Regions from separate parts of the Mus musculus genome. Here region 1 is linked to region 2. A link is a loop called in an ENCODE intact Hi-C map of the cell type or tissue named here. Cell type or tissue: left cerebral cortex. All regions are shown on one strand. Links, peaks and the distances in the headings refer to the core of each region. The heading gives the core; the rest is flanking DNA.

What was found. A loop is a pair of places that touch in the nucleus more often than their neighbours do. Peaks named below come from ENCODE experiments on the same cell type or tissue, not always from the same donor. Only the 100,000 strongest peaks of a DNase experiment are listed, where the experiment ranks them.
Region 1: a loop joins it to region 2, with 4 times the contacts of the local background. A loop is called at or near these places in 9 of 42 quality-filtered maps.

The regions. Positions count from the first base shown.
Region 1 is chr6:116,258,880-116,267,526 of GRCm38, forward strand. Washc2 (WASH complex subunit 2`) reads left to right here. Exons shown (of 31, transcript NM_026585.3): 29 at 1-377; 30 at 1,612-1,789; 31 at 3,456-3,792. The coding sequence ends at 3,595. Zfand4 (zinc finger, AN1-type domain 4) reads left to right here and starts at 5,340. Exons shown (of 10, transcript NM_001309446.1): 1 at 5,340-5,433. In left cerebral cortex, for the core only: a CTCF peak has its summit at 8,338 (motif pointing left); DNase peaks (open chromatin) are centred at 5,281, 5,612 and 7,578; H3K4me3 peaks cover 1,283 bases; H3K27ac peaks cover 532 bases.
Region 2 is chr6:116,420,548-116,428,547 of GRCm38, forward strand. It overlaps Alox5 (arachidonate 5-lipoxygenase), which reads right to left. Exons shown (of 14, transcript NM_009662.2): 4 at 6,596-6,718; 5 at 3,590-3,696; 6 at 2,596-2,768. Gm38880 (a long non-coding RNA gene) reads left to right here. Exons shown (of 5, transcript XR_869387.2): 2 at 1-172. Among named protein-coding and RNA genes, the nearest start is that of Gm38880, 11 kb to the left of the region's middle. In left cerebral cortex, for the core only: CTCF peaks have their summits at 3,327 and 7,933 (motif pointing right); a DNase peak (open chromatin) is centred at 3,332.

The sequences.
Region 1 (8,647 bases), core at 363-8,362, 160 kb before region 2:
CTGCAGCCGACAGAAGCTTCTTTGTAAAGTCTCGGCCTCAGACTGGAAACGAGGCTGACCTGTTTGATTCAGGGGACATCTTTCCCAAGAGCAGAGGATCACAGTCCGTGGAGGGAGCAGGCGTCATGGCCGGGGAGCCCCCGTCCCACTCGTCAGGAGGGCGTAAGGAGAAGAGCCTGGCATTTCCTGATCTCAGTGAGGGCAGCAGCACCGAGGATCTTTTCCAGTCTGTCAAGCCGAGAGCAGCGAAGAACAGAAACCCTTTCCCTCTCCTTGAAGATGAGGAGGATCTCTTTGCAGATCCGAGAGGCAAAAAGAATGAGAGGAAACCTGACAGCCATCAAGACAGTGTGTCAAAAACTCATGACATCTTTGAGGTAACACAAATTATTTCATGTTTGGGCCTTTAAGGAAAATAGCTGATTGGCTTTTTGAACTATAGTTTATGTTGTGTGTTTTGTGCATGCCTCTTATCTACTTATTAACCACAATTCGATCTCTTTGTTAATAACCCTAAAATTTACTTGAAGTGGTTTGTTTCATCCAGGGGTAGTTCTTTATTTTACTTTTTTAAAAAATTTTTTAAAAAGATTTATTTATTATTTATTATATGTAAGTACACTGTAGCTGTCTTCAGACACTCCAGAAGAAGGAGTCAGATCTCGTTACGGATGGTTGTGAGCCACCATGTGGTTGCTGGCATTTGAACTCTGGACCTTTGGAAGAGCAGTCGGGTGCTCTTACCTGCTGAGCCATCTCACCAGCCCCAGGGGTAGTTCTTGCTGCCTTTAATCTGTTATAAGTGTTGGATTATTTTTAAAAATGTTATTGTAGTGCAGGGGATAGAGCTCAAAACCCAGTACGTGTTAGGCAGATGCTGTACGGAACCACAGCATAAGCCCTGGGCCTTTTTATTTAGCATAGCATAGCATAGCATAGCATAGCATAGCATAGCATTAGCATAGCACTAGCATATAGCATTAGCATAGCACCAGCATAGCATTAGCATAGCATTAGCATAGCATTAGCATAGCATGTGTACATGATTTTCATTATTTTTTGTTTGCTGTTTTAAAGAGTTTGTAGAATGGTGCTGTGGTCAGCTTTGTTGGCATGTCATTCTGTGACATGTATGACCTCTCTCGGCACAGCTGTGTGTTTAAGCGCTGATGCTGGTTGGGACCCTGACTAGCCGAGTTTTGACAGTAAACTGTAGTAGTTGTTCAGCAGGTGTCTATGAGCACAGTGGTCGCCGTGCAGCAGGATAGCCAGGGCATGTGTTCTGTCCTGACATCTCAAGGCCCGAGATCCAAACTGAGCAGCAGGTGGTGAAGGTGATCTCAGATGGCATGAAATGTCACGACGAACATTATGTGGGGCAGAGTGGCTGGGTGCAGTGGGACGCTGCTCTCCAGGCCACCCTCAGGACCTCACTGCAGAGCTGCCATTTGCAGATGGCGAGGGTGAGTTTTGCAGAGACCTGGGGGAGTGTCTTGCAGTCCTCAGGGGAGACTGTGCTTGACAGTGCATTTCTATAAATTATTGAACTACTTTAGTTTTAAAAATGCGTTTATTTACAACAAAGAATAAACTGTTTTTGGACTTAACTAGGATGATATATTTGCTACGGAAGCAATTAAACCTTTTCCAAAAAAGAGAGAGAAGGGGAGGACTTTGGAGCCCAACTTATTTGATGATAATATTGATATCTTCGCTGACTTAACTGTAAAACCCAAAGAAAAGTCCAAAAAGAAAGTTGCAGCCAAGTCCATGTTTGATGATGACACAGGTGAGTGTTTATCTAGATCACGCCACTGCTTGGGGGCTGTTTGCTGTCAGTCATGTTGGTCCTTTCCTGCACTTTGTTCCCCAGTAGGTTCTCCTTGCTGTTAGTCTAAGCACATGATATGTAGGTGGACTAGTCATTTTCATGCGGCAGCCATAGGCTATGCTGAGTGAGTATCAAGGTTTAAGACGGTGCTCAGCACTTGACCTGAAGAAGAAATTAACTTCTGCTGTCATCTGACAACACCAATGACTTTCAAAGGAGAGTCTATCAGAAACTTCTTCCATGTGCTATCAGCAGGCCATGAAGCTGGTTGAGTCAGGATTCTAGCTGGACAATGAGGGACAGCAGCCAAGAGACTGGAGGGTCAGTAACAGAGAGCAGGGCTGTGCCGCGAAGTCACAAGTGAGACTCGGCAGCTCCCTGGGTTCCTCTGTGTTTCTGAACACGCTGTACCCACTCCTCAGCTAACAAGCAAGCCAGATGCTGATCTGAACACGCTGTACCCACTCCTCAGCTAACAAGCAAGCCAGATGCTGATAGCTATAAAGTTTGCCTCCTGATACATCCTGTGTTGGTCAACCCAGACTGAAGCCCAAAATACACACGTCCTCTCTTTGTCCCTCCAGGCCTGGGCTTTGAGTTGCAGAGCCACGCTGACTCTGTCTCCCTGGCAGACTTTGGGCTCCGTCCTCACATGTCTGTCTTTACAGCACAGAGTTACAAGAGACTTGGGCTGCTTATTTCCTTTGTTCATTTTCTGACACATGATCTTGCTGTGGCCCTGGCTGCCTGTGCTGTGCACTCCTGATCTTAGCTGGGGTTACAGGCATGACTTTCTTTCATTATTAAATTGTAATACATGCTTATGTGGCAGTCATACGATTTAGAACATTTTGTTAAGTGGAGGGATTAAAGCTTTAAAGCTAGCCAGTGTTAAGTTTGCTGTGCATCCTCTAAGACTGTGATTTACATAGGAATAGTAGTAAGCAAGTGCACCTTTTCTACTTCCAGTCAGTTTAAATGTGTTTGATTTCAGTGTTTTGAGTAATACTGCTTTGTGTTAGCCATTAGCACATTGACAATCTAGATCTCTAGTTTGATATAGATAATGCCATGGTCTTTCATTATGTCTTTACGTACACAGGATGAATTTGATGCAGTAGAACCCTGCTGATAAAATTACGTGGTAAGCAGCAGAGCATAGCTAAGCTGAGTCTGAAGCACTAATATGAGTGGAACCAGACTCCATTCTTACCACTGAGATGTGCGCTCTGAGCGCATCCTATATTGGATTTCTGTTTGTACATTCTTACTCTTCTTAAAATCCAGAGTGAAAAGAAGGCAGAAAGAGAGAAAGAGCAGTTCCAGGTGGTGAGGCCCTCGCTGAGGTGGAGAACCGCTCCACCCTCCTGTTTCTGACTTCAAGTGCAGACACACTTCTGTAGCTAGAAACTTATGTTCAGAAAGAACCCGATGTTCGTTCATATGTCCTTACAAAAGTTGGGTGCCACCAACTGAGCCAGGCCCAGAATCTAAGAGGTTTGACTTCGATGTTGGTGGTCTTAGTGTGTTATTAGAATTGGGCTTTACAGTTTGTGTGCATGTGTCTCAAGTTCCCATTTTCTTGTTTGCCTGTCTTAACATCTTTCTTTTTTTCTTTTTAAAGATGACATTTTCTCCTCTGGCCTCCAGGCTAAAGCATCCAAACCCAAAAGCCAATCTGCAGAGGCAGCATCTGAACAAAGATCTGAGCACAAAGTGGCCAGCATTTTTGATGACCCCCTGAATGCCTTCGGAAGCCAGTAGAGCATGCGCAGCATGCGGGGCCTTCACAGTTCACCCTCCCATTCTGTTTTTCACGTAGTGACGTGCTCTCCTAACGCTGTCTTCACGGGCTTACAAGCAGATACTCACTCACTTCCTTTACCCAATGTAGCTGATATTTTTCTGCATTGATTTTAATTATGCTTAAAATTACAAATAAAAAATAAACGCTTCACAGAGGTTTGTTCTTACTTAATAAGAGTGCATGGAAGCTCATGCTAACAGGAGACACTGCTTTGTGGCTTCATGTGTGGGCAGGGAGTGCAGATCGAGCAGTGGTCAGGCACCAGACCTGAAGGGTTTGCTCTGTCGGTGGGTCTGGGTGCTGTGATGGTCTAGCACGTGAAAGGTTATGCATTTATGGGTTCTAAGCCCATGAGAAGAGCTTTCTACTGAATTCCCAAAAAGTGGGTCTGCAATCTTGTAAGGGGAACTGTGGTCCTCTGTTGTCTTAATAATGTGCAGAAAGTTTTATTGGAACACAGCCTCCATCATGGCTACATTATCTGGCTACCCCAGTCAGAATTCAGAAGTGACAGGAAATGGGATTTTTTATCTGTAGGCAAAAATTTGCCTCTCATAGCTTTTGTTTCCTCCTTTGTAAATGGTTTCAGTACTAAAATTGCAAGATTGTTGTTGAGAATAGACCTTTTTGTCTGCCCTTTAAAATGGTAGGTTATGACTGGTGATGTATGGTTTGATGAGGTTATGAAATGTTAAGCTAAAAAAATAAAATTTAAGCGCATCCACTGGATGCTAGAGCACGTGAGTGCTGTGAGTGATCACGATGTCCTGCGCAGGCACTGTCCTCCTAGGCTCTGTTCATGTTACCATCATGGCTCTGGCCTCAATAGAGTTGGAAGTTATCAGCCCAGTCATGGGCTGAGTTTAAGAGCAAGAGGCTGACAAAAGGCCTCACCATACCATCTACCTCAGTCCCGAGGAGTTGAAACTGTGGAGACTAGTGGCTCAGGTCTCGGAGGATAATGAGAGGGTGGGAGAAGACTGATCAGGGCCAGGGTTCTTTTGCAAGTTGACTATGAGGGAGCGCTTTCATGGTCCTCTGCAGTCCTCCTGGTAAAACACTTGAGTTGAACCTCCTATGAAGGAACCGAAGCAGCAGGGGCCCAACCTAGTTGGAAGGCATGTGTAGTCAGAAAGCCAGTCAGTTTATATCCCACTTCAGCTCGGTGCACAGCAAAAGTAGGACGGGATCTGAGCTCAGGTTGAGACTGTTTGACCTATAATCTTCAAATAGTTGCTCAAATGCAAAAGGCATATAGAAATGTTCCCATTTTACAGATGACACAACTGAGTCAGAAATGTTAGGAGAACGTGGAGTACAAGAAAAGGGTGACTAGCATGGACATCCTTTTAAGTGTCCTAGGCCATGAGTAAATAACAAATGCCAAAGACCCTCCTATCCCCAAAGAACCTTAGAAGTGCCCCAGCCACTCTGGTGCCGGCTCTTCCCAGACGCTGTGCCCCGTCTCCAGTCTCCTACCCTGCCCTAGACGGGTCCTGCAACCAGTTATAAAGAGTCAACATACGGGCCAGTTCTAACCGACAACCCTTCCTGAAAGCCCGTGCGACCCCGGCGTCCGAGCAACCGCCAGCCGCGGAAGACTAGGCCCCGCCCCTCGCGAGCTGATTGGAGGGCGTCGGCAGCGCTGATCGGCGATTGGTGAGCGGTGTCACAAAGGGCGGGACCGGAGCTTCGCGGGCCAGCGTAGGCCGGCGTCTCGGGCGCGCGAACTCCTATCCGCCTGCGGGCAGGCGAGCGAGCGAGCGGGCGGACGCGACCACCGGAGGGCGAGCGGGTGAGGGGCGCGGCGGGGCGGGGCGCGGCGCGGCCCGGAGGGAGGGCGGGTGGTGGAAGGGCCTGCTGCGTCTTCGCTGCCCCGGTGCGCCCGCCTCAGCTGCAGCCTGGTCACACCCGTGCTTCTCTGCCTACGGACTCACGGACAAATTGGTCGTACCCGTGGCTCGGGGTGCTGCTGACCCGACTTTGGGTCTGAGTGTGGTCCCTGCTGGTTGTGGCCCCAGGGCAGCACCCCCGCACTTGTGCATCGCTCCTAGGCCAGAGTGTGGTTCTAATCTGTAGCTCGATTTTCACACATCTGTAAAAGGACAAGAGTCACCTTTTTAAAAGGCTGCAACATATTGTGGGTATATTTATGTTGGGGGGAAAAATTAAAAACTAACTCGTCGTGTGACTAAGTTCCTGTGGACGAGAAGGAAGCAAAGGCCAAGGTACTGAAATTACCCCTTGAGTGCAGTTATTGCCGCTTTTGTTGGTTGGTTTTAGACATTTCAAAAGATGAAAGAAATGTTGGAAATTCACTTTGATTTTTCTCTAACAGTTTTCAAGATAAATTAGCAATTTAATCATCGTTTTATTTACTTATATTATTAAACATCACTATACGTTTTTATTGTCAATTGGTTTTCCAGTGCTCATTCATGCATACCACGGGCCACTTTGAGGATGCTTGCAGGCCTCAATGGACCCAGTTTTAGTACGCTAGGTCATTGGCCCACTTGAGCTTCCACTAGGCCATGTAATATTCTGCTGTGGTTTAGCCGGCCAGCACAACCTTTTGTCTTGTTACATTAATTTCCTTTGCTGAGAAGTATGACACAGCCGGGCGTGGTGGCGCACACCTTTAATCCCAGCACTCGGGAGGCAGAGGCAGGCGGATTTCTGAGTTCGAGGCCAGCCTGGTCTACAAAGTGAGTTCCAGGACAGCCAGGGCTGGACAGCCAGGGCTATACAGAGAAACCCTGTCTCGAAAAAAACAAAAACAAAAACCCAACCAACCAACCAAACAAAAAAGTATGCAACACAATTGCTTTCAGATATGGTCACCACCCTCGGTTCTTTTTGTGTATTGGAAATTATGCCACTAACTGGGACCAAACTTCATTTGGGAGTTCTTGTACCACTGATGATGCACCTACTGCTGTGCTGATTTTCTTCTACTTATAGGCACGTTAGTCTCATTTCAGATCTGTGCATTGAAGGATTACATGTTGCCTATGCGTATTTCACTATAATGCTGTTTTTTTTTTCTTTTTCTTCTTATAATGCTGTTGTTTTGTTTTGTTTTTGTGAAATTGCAGATTGAGCCCAGGGCCTAATATGTGCTAGGAAATACCCTATCACCTGGCTTCACATTTACCATGAGTGATGTAAGAGTGAGTAGTGAAATACAAACAGTACCACTGTTGCGTAGTGTACTCTTGCAGCTCTGACCCACAGTACTGGGAGCACAGTCCTTGTGTTGCTGCTGTTGTTTGTTTCTCATTAGTTCATATGTTGTGCAACTCCACTCAGAACAACTGTGCTCTTAGCAACAATGTTTCTTCCTGTGATGCCGTTTTTTTTTTTTTAAAGGAGCGTTAGCTATCTGCATAATTCAAGCTTCCTAAGAATGTTTTATATTAGAACTATGAAAACTCCCCTCTACAGTAGAAGTATCTGTGTATACGTGTTCATCATGATTTATAAGAATTCTGGCGTAGTGAATCAGAATGTGACTCCAGAGGAAACCAGTATCCCTCCACAGTATAATCACTGTGCCATTTCTATGACTATATAGTTGACTGTTAATTTTCTCTAATCTAAGGATTAGTGGAGAAAGGGAGTTGTTTTGAATTGAATTTCATTGAACAACCTTTAATGCACGCTAATGTGTGCAGACGGCTGAAGTGAGTGATAGAGACATTGTCCCTCCCTTACAACGCTTGTAGTTTACCAGCACGGGTGACAGACACAGAAACAGTCCAGTTTTGATGGGTATCATGGGTGGAAAAGATAGTAAGCATGAAAGATGTTGTGGGATCCTTGGTATTGGAGCCGCGGCTCTGGGGAGAGGTGTCTGGTTACTAGGCAGGCTTTGCATTATAAGCAGGCATTCTCTTTGAAGTGTGCCCCTCTCCGCGGAGCTGAGCTTTGAAAGCCGATTGGTAGCTTCTCAGGAAGCCTGGGAGGAGTTGGCCTGAGTAGGACAAAGCGGGAGCTCTAAGACTATGAGTAAGCTATGAGTAGAGGTACAAGGAGCGCAGGCATTGCTGGGGGAGTGCGGGTAAGTGAGCATGGCTGGGAGATGAAATATGCATGCTGGGAAGTCTTTCTAAGGAGTTTGAACATTGTTGGACAGATGGTGGAAGCCATGATAGGGCCTTGAGCTAGAAATAATAGGATCAGTTTACATTTTCAAAGGATAGCTGTGCTGACATCCCAGGTCATTAGGAAACTGCCCCTTGAAGCCAAAACCCGGAAGACTGACAGTGCAAAACCCTGTGATGGCCTGGGGTAACAGGAACTCCTGAGTCACTGGTGGTTTCACTACCTTGGCATATTGTGTGGCAGTTTCTTTAAAAGAGAAACAAGCACAATGGGGCTGTGGGTTTGGCTCAGCTGTTGAAGGTAAAGTGTTAACTACACAAGCATGAAGAGCCTAGCTTGGATCCCCAGCACTTACCGGAAAAAGCTAGGCACAGCAGTGTGCACCTGTCCTCTGAGGGTTGGCAGGAGGAGCCCTCGCCTTGCCAGTCAAGCTGAGTGGATGAGCAGATCAGTGACACCTTAAGAATATAAAATGGGGCTGGAGCTCTGACTCAGTGGTTAAGAGCACTGACTGCTCTTCTAGAGGTCCTGAGTTCAATTCCTAACAACCACATGGTGGCTCACAACCATCTGTAATAGGATCTGATGCCCTCTTCTGGTGTAGAAGAAAGCTACAGGGTATCATACACTTAAATAAATCTTAAAAGAGAATATAAAGTGGAAAGTGATAGAGGAGGCCATCTGATGTTGACTGCTGGTCTCCACATGCAAATATATACATGCACACAATGTATACACATGTGCACAAAAGGCTGAAAATACTCGCTTTAAAATCTAGCCTAAATAAGTTTTTTAAACTTTATAACCTGTGTACAGTTTTGCTTCATAATTGTCAGAAAATGGGGAATGTAAGATATTTCTCAGGATAATGGATAAATGAAACTAATGCATACACACAGTAG
Region 2 (8,000 bases), core at 1-8,000:
GTTTTAGTAAGAGTGGACGATTCTTCATGTGACCACGTAGTAACTAAATGCAGGACGACAGCCTGCTACTCCTGCCTTTGTCACACCCCTGCAGACTCTGCAAGTCAGCCTGCTGGTCACTGGAAGAGTCTGTCTAACCTACTTTCCTCTCTTCAAGGCCAAGGGTACAAAGGTAAGCCCTCATTCTCTCCTGCAGTATATTAACATAATACATTTTACATTTACATTCAACACAGGAATGTTTCTGCAGTGATCCATTCATGTATCATATAGAACAGAAGTTCTGAGCTTCCTCCTTCATGGTTCAGAGGTTTATTTGAACCAAAATATTTGCTGCAAAAATTTAAAATATGTCACAGTCTTGTGTCCCAGAAACAGGTAAACAGGTAACACCTACCAGGACAGACAGACAGATACACACACACACACACACACACACTTGTACCAGGATAGCAATACTACAGAGCCTGGGGCAGAAGTAATCTTGTGGAAACTAGATCCGTATGTTCAATCAGTAATGAAGACTTGCTATTGTTTGATACTTGCAGTATCAAAAAATAGGTCAAAAAGACTGGGACTTCTTATTTAGCCACATCTTGTCCCCTAGGCCAGAACTTCTTCTATTTAAACTTAAAACTCATGACAGTGCCCCAAGATGGATTTAGGGGGTCACTGGACCTCATTATCTCTTCCCCCTGTGTGTCCATATTGATTAAATCTCTGTTTTTTCCCTTTCTACCTATCTCTTTTGTTTGTGTGTGGGGCTGGGTGGCCAAACCTAGTCTATCTGGGCCTCGGGAACCCAGGCTTTTACCCTAAAGCTTTGGGTACAAATGGAATTCAGAATGCATGGGTCTGGTTCTCCAGCTCCAAAGCTGGCTTACATATTTATTTTCTGCTTTCTAATTATTTTCAAAGCTAAAATGAAAGACTGGCCACAACTGACTCAGGTTCATTGTGCCTGAAAGCTGCTTAATGCTCAGGAAAGAAGCGGAAAGACCACTCTGAGAGTGAGAGAGGAGAAGTCAGACATGCAGATGCAGCTGGAGGACTTCATTTAGATCAAGTTCAACACTGGGCAAACTAGCCATTGTCATCCAGGACAGGGTTCTCCTGGAAAGGAAGAGATGGGGGGGGGGGGCTACTCTCTGCATATATGGGGGGAAAAGGGTCCTTGAAAGGTTCTTCCAATCATGTTCCAAAACCAAATTTCACTGGAAAATATTTTTAAAAAATATTTAGGGGTTGGTAATATAGCTCAGTGGAAGAGGGCTTTCTAAGACATGTGAGGCTCTGGGGCCACTTCTCAATACTGTAAACAAAGCAACTCGTGGGCTTGGTGTTTAACATGTCACTGAGGCTGTCAAAGAAAGGTGTCAAGAATGATGGAGGGCCCTGTGAACTGTTCTGGTGTGTTAGTTGGTGACAGTATAAGAGACAAGGTAGTCAGTCTGAGTCTAATCAGGAGTGGCTGTTAGATTGTTAGATTATTGCCTCATGATCTAAACCACAGCAGAACATCATCACTATCATGTGTTTGATGGGTCAGCTCAAAGTGAAGATAACCCATAAGCCACCTCCCCTGGAGTTGGTAGGGGGCTTGTCTTGGAGAACAGGCAAGGTCCTACTTCTGGGTAGCTAGGGGCAATTGCAGAGGTTTAGGTCCCTCTTAGTTCTAAGACATGCTTATTTCTGTGCATGGGGTGGGTGTAAGGAGTTGTTGTTGCTGGCTGTCTGCATGCCTAGAAATATGTCAGATCCCATGAAGGTCCTGATGAGTGGGGAAGGACTTTCCATGTGGATCAGGACCCCAACTTCAGTTGGTTAAGTAACCCCCAAAGTCATGTAGGCAGGAAGTTAGGCCTGAATGGTATGTGTTTGGAGTCTCCATGTGGGCTGGGTACCTAGACAGGGTGAACAGAGGCAATGGAGGTTACATGAACAGCTGGAGATGGAGGCCCAGTGGTGCTAGCTGCAATGGGGAGATGGGAGTATGCTGAGGGTTGTTGGGACTCTCAGCAAGCAAAATAAAATCTAGCACGGTAATGCCTGGAAGATTCCATCAGATGCAAGCCGATTTGGTTTAAACTCTATCCGACTCAAGACAAGATCAGCCTTGGAACTGGGGATGAGGGCTTGAGCCTGCAAGTGAAAGTCAGGAAAGACTGGCTTGGGAAAGTGTGTGAGGGACAGGTAGTGCCTATGTTTCTAATTAGCAGTAAGTTCTACCTACACAAAGTCTACTTCTTTCTCTAGTTTCCTCACCTTTGCAAAGCAGATGACAGTTGGGTGACTATGTGTAGAACACACCTATCACAGGGAATGTCAAGTAATTATTGATATGGACATTGAACACAACACTGACACTGTGTTTGCAGATGTGAGGATTGTGTAGATGCAGCCCCTCCTGTGACTGCATGTGGCTTGCACAGTGCCCAAGATCCTCCTGGATGCTGCAGCCAGAAAAATGAAGAAACTACTGATTTCACACAATCAATCAACCAGACAAGCCAGTAAAAGTCTGGGGACCAGCAAGCATTGGACAGCAGGAAGTGGCTACTGTGGAAAGACTAGGTCTTCAGCAAGCTGGCCTACCTGTACTTCCTGTTCTAAACTGAGCTGCCGCTCTAGGCTGCACTCCACCATCTCTGTGGTCACTGGGAGCTTCGGGGGCAACGCTGTGCAGCGCTTGATGAGTACTGGGTTGCAGCCATTCAGGAACTGGTAGCCAAACATGAGGTCTTCCTGCCAGTGGTTCTTGACTCGCTCTGTGGAGAGAATGACCTCTAGATAGGACCGCTGGGCAGGATCCCACGATCCTGCAGGAGGACAAATCTTTGTAGGTATCGGGATCTTCTCACTTGCCATGTCCCTACTTGCTGTGTCCCTACTCATTGCTGAGTCAGGCTATAGAGCTAGTTTTCCTAGAGCTATGCCTTAGTGAACAGTAAGATTTCCAGGCACTTGCTCTTCTCAAGGTTTCCGGTCCTTCCGCCCAGCATGAAAAGAGAGGGGAGAATGTTGATCCCTTGTTCTGAGGTCAGCATCTTTAACCATTCCTGCCTCTTGGAAGAGTGATGGCTGTCATGACTCTCCATCTATTACTGTCCAGGACAGTGCCAGGGCTCCAACTAAATGAACTTTGGTCTTAAGGACCCCATTGCTGTAAATTTTGTTTTTACTACTATTAAGTGTGTGTGTGTGTGTGTGTGTGTGTGTGTGTGTGTGTGTGTGTGAGCACACACACACACTCATGCACATGTGTCTCCAGAGACCAGAGACTTTGGATGCCCTGTAGCTGAAGTTAGTGGTGGTTGTGAGCCACCCAGTGTGGATGTTTGAAACTGCACTTGAGTCTTTTGCAAGAGCAGAATTGCTCAGCCATCATTTCAGCCTCCAATGCTAGGTTGATGTAGCCCAGTCCTGCCTCGGGTCTGAGCAGAAGAGCCACAAATGATTTATGTATGTAAAGAAAAAGTCCCATTGGCCTTGACACTTCTGGTGAGATGATGTCGAGGGGGTGCATGGGTTGGATGTTTGCAAGTCTCAGACAGAAAAATAAACTCTCCCGTCCACAGAACCCTCTTACCAGATATAGTGTTGCTGATTTTGACGAAGATTTTCTCAAAGTCAGCAAAGTCGTGCCAGGAAGACTGGAACATGTGCATGAAGCGGTTGATGAACAGGTTCTCCATCCTGCAAACCAGGGGACAGGTCACCTTGCCCACCCACTATGCCATCGCAGAGTGTTTTTACTTCATACTTGGGAACCTCCTCATAGCCCAGGCAGTTCCAAGAGGTAGGTGCTGGCCTTGTGGGACCAGGATAGAACTTATCCTGTGGCAGACGCTCTTCCTACTGCACCCCAGCTGTGTAAGAGACCAGGCCTATGCCCTCTGGAATGTCTCTGAATCCCACCTCTGCATGTGTTCATTCATTCCTTTGCAGAGCACAAATGATAAATGGGGCAAGACTTTAAACTTTAAAAACCTGCCCCTAGTTCATTCTTTCTGCAGCAAGGCTGCCCGTCCTAAACTTTCCCAAATAGAGCACCAAATATTACCTACGCCAGTTCTATAGACATTTCTCACTTAAACCACACTCAACTCCTGGTTCCCTGTAGGTTTGTGCCATATCATAATTCAAAATCTTTTAGTCCAACTGCAGATGTCCCCAGAGTCTTGCAAGCTCAGTTCTGTGTTAAAGTCTCTTCTGAGACTCTAGGCAATCTCTTAATTATAACCCCCATTTAAAAAAAAAAACTACATACTTCCACAAAGAATATACATTACCGTTCCACAAGAGAGGAAAGCAGGAATAGAGAGGAAATACTGGATGAAAGCAAGACTGAAACCCAGCAGGGCACACTCCAAATCCTTTAGCCCTATGCCTATTGTCAAAGGGCTTAAATGGCTCTTCCCTTCCAACTTTGCTGACTACAACATATATTTCTCTCTTTGGCTGATTCCAATCTATGTGAGCAGCTCTCCTATGTATGTATCTCTCAGCTCTGACACCTCCAATCTCTTGGTGTCTCCACTGCAGCCAAGGCCACACTTGTATAGCTTGATCAATAGCCTCTCAGAGCCTCTTGCTCTTGTGGTCTTCACACAGGGACATCCGTACCACACAGTGCCTTGCCTTAGTGGCTTTCTAAAACCATGGGGGAAGACTCCACAATCCCTTCATTCTTGCATCCTTCATGCCTCTAAAGCCAGCACCAACTGGGTACTAAGTGTTCATATACTCAAGCTTACAGGGTCATTTCTCATTCAGGTCACCAGAGTTAGTTTATATATAAATCATCTATTTATGTATGGGAATATATATATGTAAATTACTTTATCTTAACCCACTGGACTCTTGATTTCCTTACCTAGAAATGACCAACAATAGCTGTGAAAACACCCAGATGGAGCAGACTGATTTGTGGTCCTCAGCCCTGGCTGCCTGTTGGGTGTGTAGGTAGCCAAGTCCTTCTCTCTGAGACTTGTCTGTGGATGTGCTGTGTGCTGGGAAGTGCTAAAAGTTCCTGGGGGAGTATAAGGCTCAGTTGGGCTTCAAGAGTTTAGGGTTTTCTAGGTTTGTATGAGTATAAAAGTTCTCTAAGAGTCAAAGTATAACATCAAAGGTGTCCTTGCTAACCTTGGTCTGGTGCTGAAAGAGTCTACTCTTTGACAGAGTATCCATGGTTGTGCTGGCATCCTGCAGCAACTCTAGTGCAGACATGTAACCCAGAGTTGAGTGTCTCTGTTGTTTATTAGCAAAGGACTTTAGGCAAGGTCCTCAACCTTCTTATTCCTTCTCGGTTCCTCAACTGCAGAGAGGACAATATGTCCTATGGTGCTTGGATGGCCCCCATAGGCTCCTATATTTGAATGCTTAGTCATCAGGGAATGGGCCTATTTGAAAGGATTAAAAGGATTAGGAGATGTTGCCTTGTTGGAATAGATGTGTCCTTGTTGGAGGAAACTGGGGTTGGGCTTTGAGGTTTCAAAAGCCTACACCTGATCCAGGTCTTTCTCTGTGTCTGCCTGTGGTTCAGCATGTAAAGTTCTGAGCTACTTCTCCAGCATCGTGTGTGCCACCGTGCTCCCCACCAGGATGATAATGAACTTAACCTCTGGAACTGTGAGCAAGCTCCCACTTAAATGCTTTCTTTTATAAGAATTGCTTTGGTCTTAGTGTCTCTTCACAGCACCAGAACAGTGATAAACACATATGCCTACTTCATGGGGTCCTTAAGACAAATGAACAAGAATCTAAGTCATGGGACCAACAGTGTCATCTGAGTCACTGTTACTGTGGAACCTGCCTCTTGGCATCAGTCTGGACTCCATCTTCTGATGGACTGGCCACAGGAGTGAACTGGAAGTGGAGATGGAGTGTTGTAAGTAAGAACAGCCTCTGCTTTTAGCTGAAAGCACGGGGCTGTAGGTGCTAGAAGACTTTTGGGTCAAGGCTGTTTAGATATAAGTCATCTTGCAACTGTTCGATGAGAGACTACCTCCTGGCCTGGGTAGAGCAAACGCATGGGGAATGGTGTTCAGCTGAACTGCTCCCCCAGCCCAAGTCCTATAAAAAAGGCCTTTCCTACTATAAGAAAGAACAAATACGAGTCTTTTCTATCAGATGCTCTACAACTTGCCTTCAGGACAAGGAATTAAACTCATTTTACCATCCCTCCCCAAATAACCTTGGACTTCTATGGAAATGCTTTAATTTCCCCTTCCCCAACGAAATCTTTATTTACACCAAGGTCCATTGCTGTATTCTAGGCATTTGATGACCTGGATCAGTGACCCTTTTCCCCTTCCTTCATTTCTTGTGTACCAATTCTGTTCAGGTTGGCTCATTAAGGCCGTGAATTGGATCCCAGTCAATGGGGAGAATACAGACACTACCTGAGTTAGAATAAGCAAATACAATGTCTGTCTTGGTGTATGGCTGCCCTTCTGATCAAGAGTACAGCTTTCCTGGTCCAGACACTTGAGGTGGAATGGTGTGCTCTTTCTTTGTGGTCCTGAAGTCCTAACACTCTCCCATCCCCAGCTATCAGATGAGCCACTCATACCCTGAAGTTCTTAAAACTTACGCTTTTGAGTAGTTCAGAACAAAGTCCACTCCTTTTTCACTATCAAACTGGATATCTCGGGGCAGATCCTTGTGGCATTTGGCATCAATACTCAAAGGGAAGCCGGGGTTCCACTCCATCCATCTAGCATGAGAAAAGTGAAAACACTATGTTAGAGGTGGCCCTTTTGGCTATCCCCTGAGCTGAGGCTGCCATGTTGCAGACAAAGTTGTATATGGTGGTCTATTTCCCATTATAAGCTCAATGCACTATAAGTGGAAGTGCCAGGAATCTTTCCAATGCTGAATGGCAAACATTTGTGCCATGGCATGATCACAACAGTAGAGCTATGAGACTGGCTTATACCAAAGAGTTAGTGAGTGGAACAGATGTGCACTCATGAATAGAAAGGAGCGAGGGAGATCCTAGAGACCTCACTTAATACAGGTGACTTTGAACAGCCCCAGCCCCCAAGAGGGGTCTGTCTAGACAGTCAAAGGAAGAGGGCTTAAGGCTCCTATGCCACACTCAGCCAGTGTCAAATGTCCTGCCAGCTTGGTCAATGCACATCCTGATTCTGTGTGTGGTGGTTGGGGAAGGAGATAGTTTTCACGGTGGAATCAGAGGGCATTAAAGGAAGTGAGAAAGAACATTGGGTGCAGACCACTGAGGGAATGCCCCTATAACATCTGGCCTCCAGCCCGGTTAGAGGTAGCCACAACCAAAGTTGTTCCCTCTGGAGAGAAGCAGACACCAACTCCAGTGAGCACGTTTAAATTCTTACAGCCTTCATGCATTGAACACTTACTGAACATTCTCTGAGAACAAACTAATGAAAACAAAATCATGTTCATTCATTTGGGACAGAGAAAATAAATCAGTTTTGCTTAAACACTGAAATATTCACCCTGAGCTCAGTTTTCATGGATATTCCCGATTTTCCTTGCCATTAAAGCTCCCTTTAGGGATGCAGGTTTTGGGCATCAAGAAGTCTTCAGCACTTTAACATGACCTTGTGCTCCCACTGGTGCAGACTCCTCGTCTTCTCCTTGGTGTCTGGCTAGCCCAGGGACCCTCTTAGAAATGAACATCCCTGGAAAGAAACTGAGTGTACAAATGGGACTGATGGACTGATTGAAACTTTGATGAGTTTGTGGAGTTTGAAATATTATAGGTCCAAGAGCATTGTCGGAAATCAAGTCTCTCCTCCATAATTGGGGGTTTCTGGGTCTTTGAGGAACGTGCTTCCCCCAGTTTAAGGTTCATCAGTTTGAACAAAGAGTAGAGGGCTGATTGATAGGTCCTTGTCTCAGGGTAAATATCCTGAGCAGGCTTTCGATTTGTTGGCCAGTCCACCAGCAGGGGGCCCTTCTGCCCTACTGGTGGGAGAAATACTCTCCAGGCCTTTATGGCTTTTTCAGGTCAA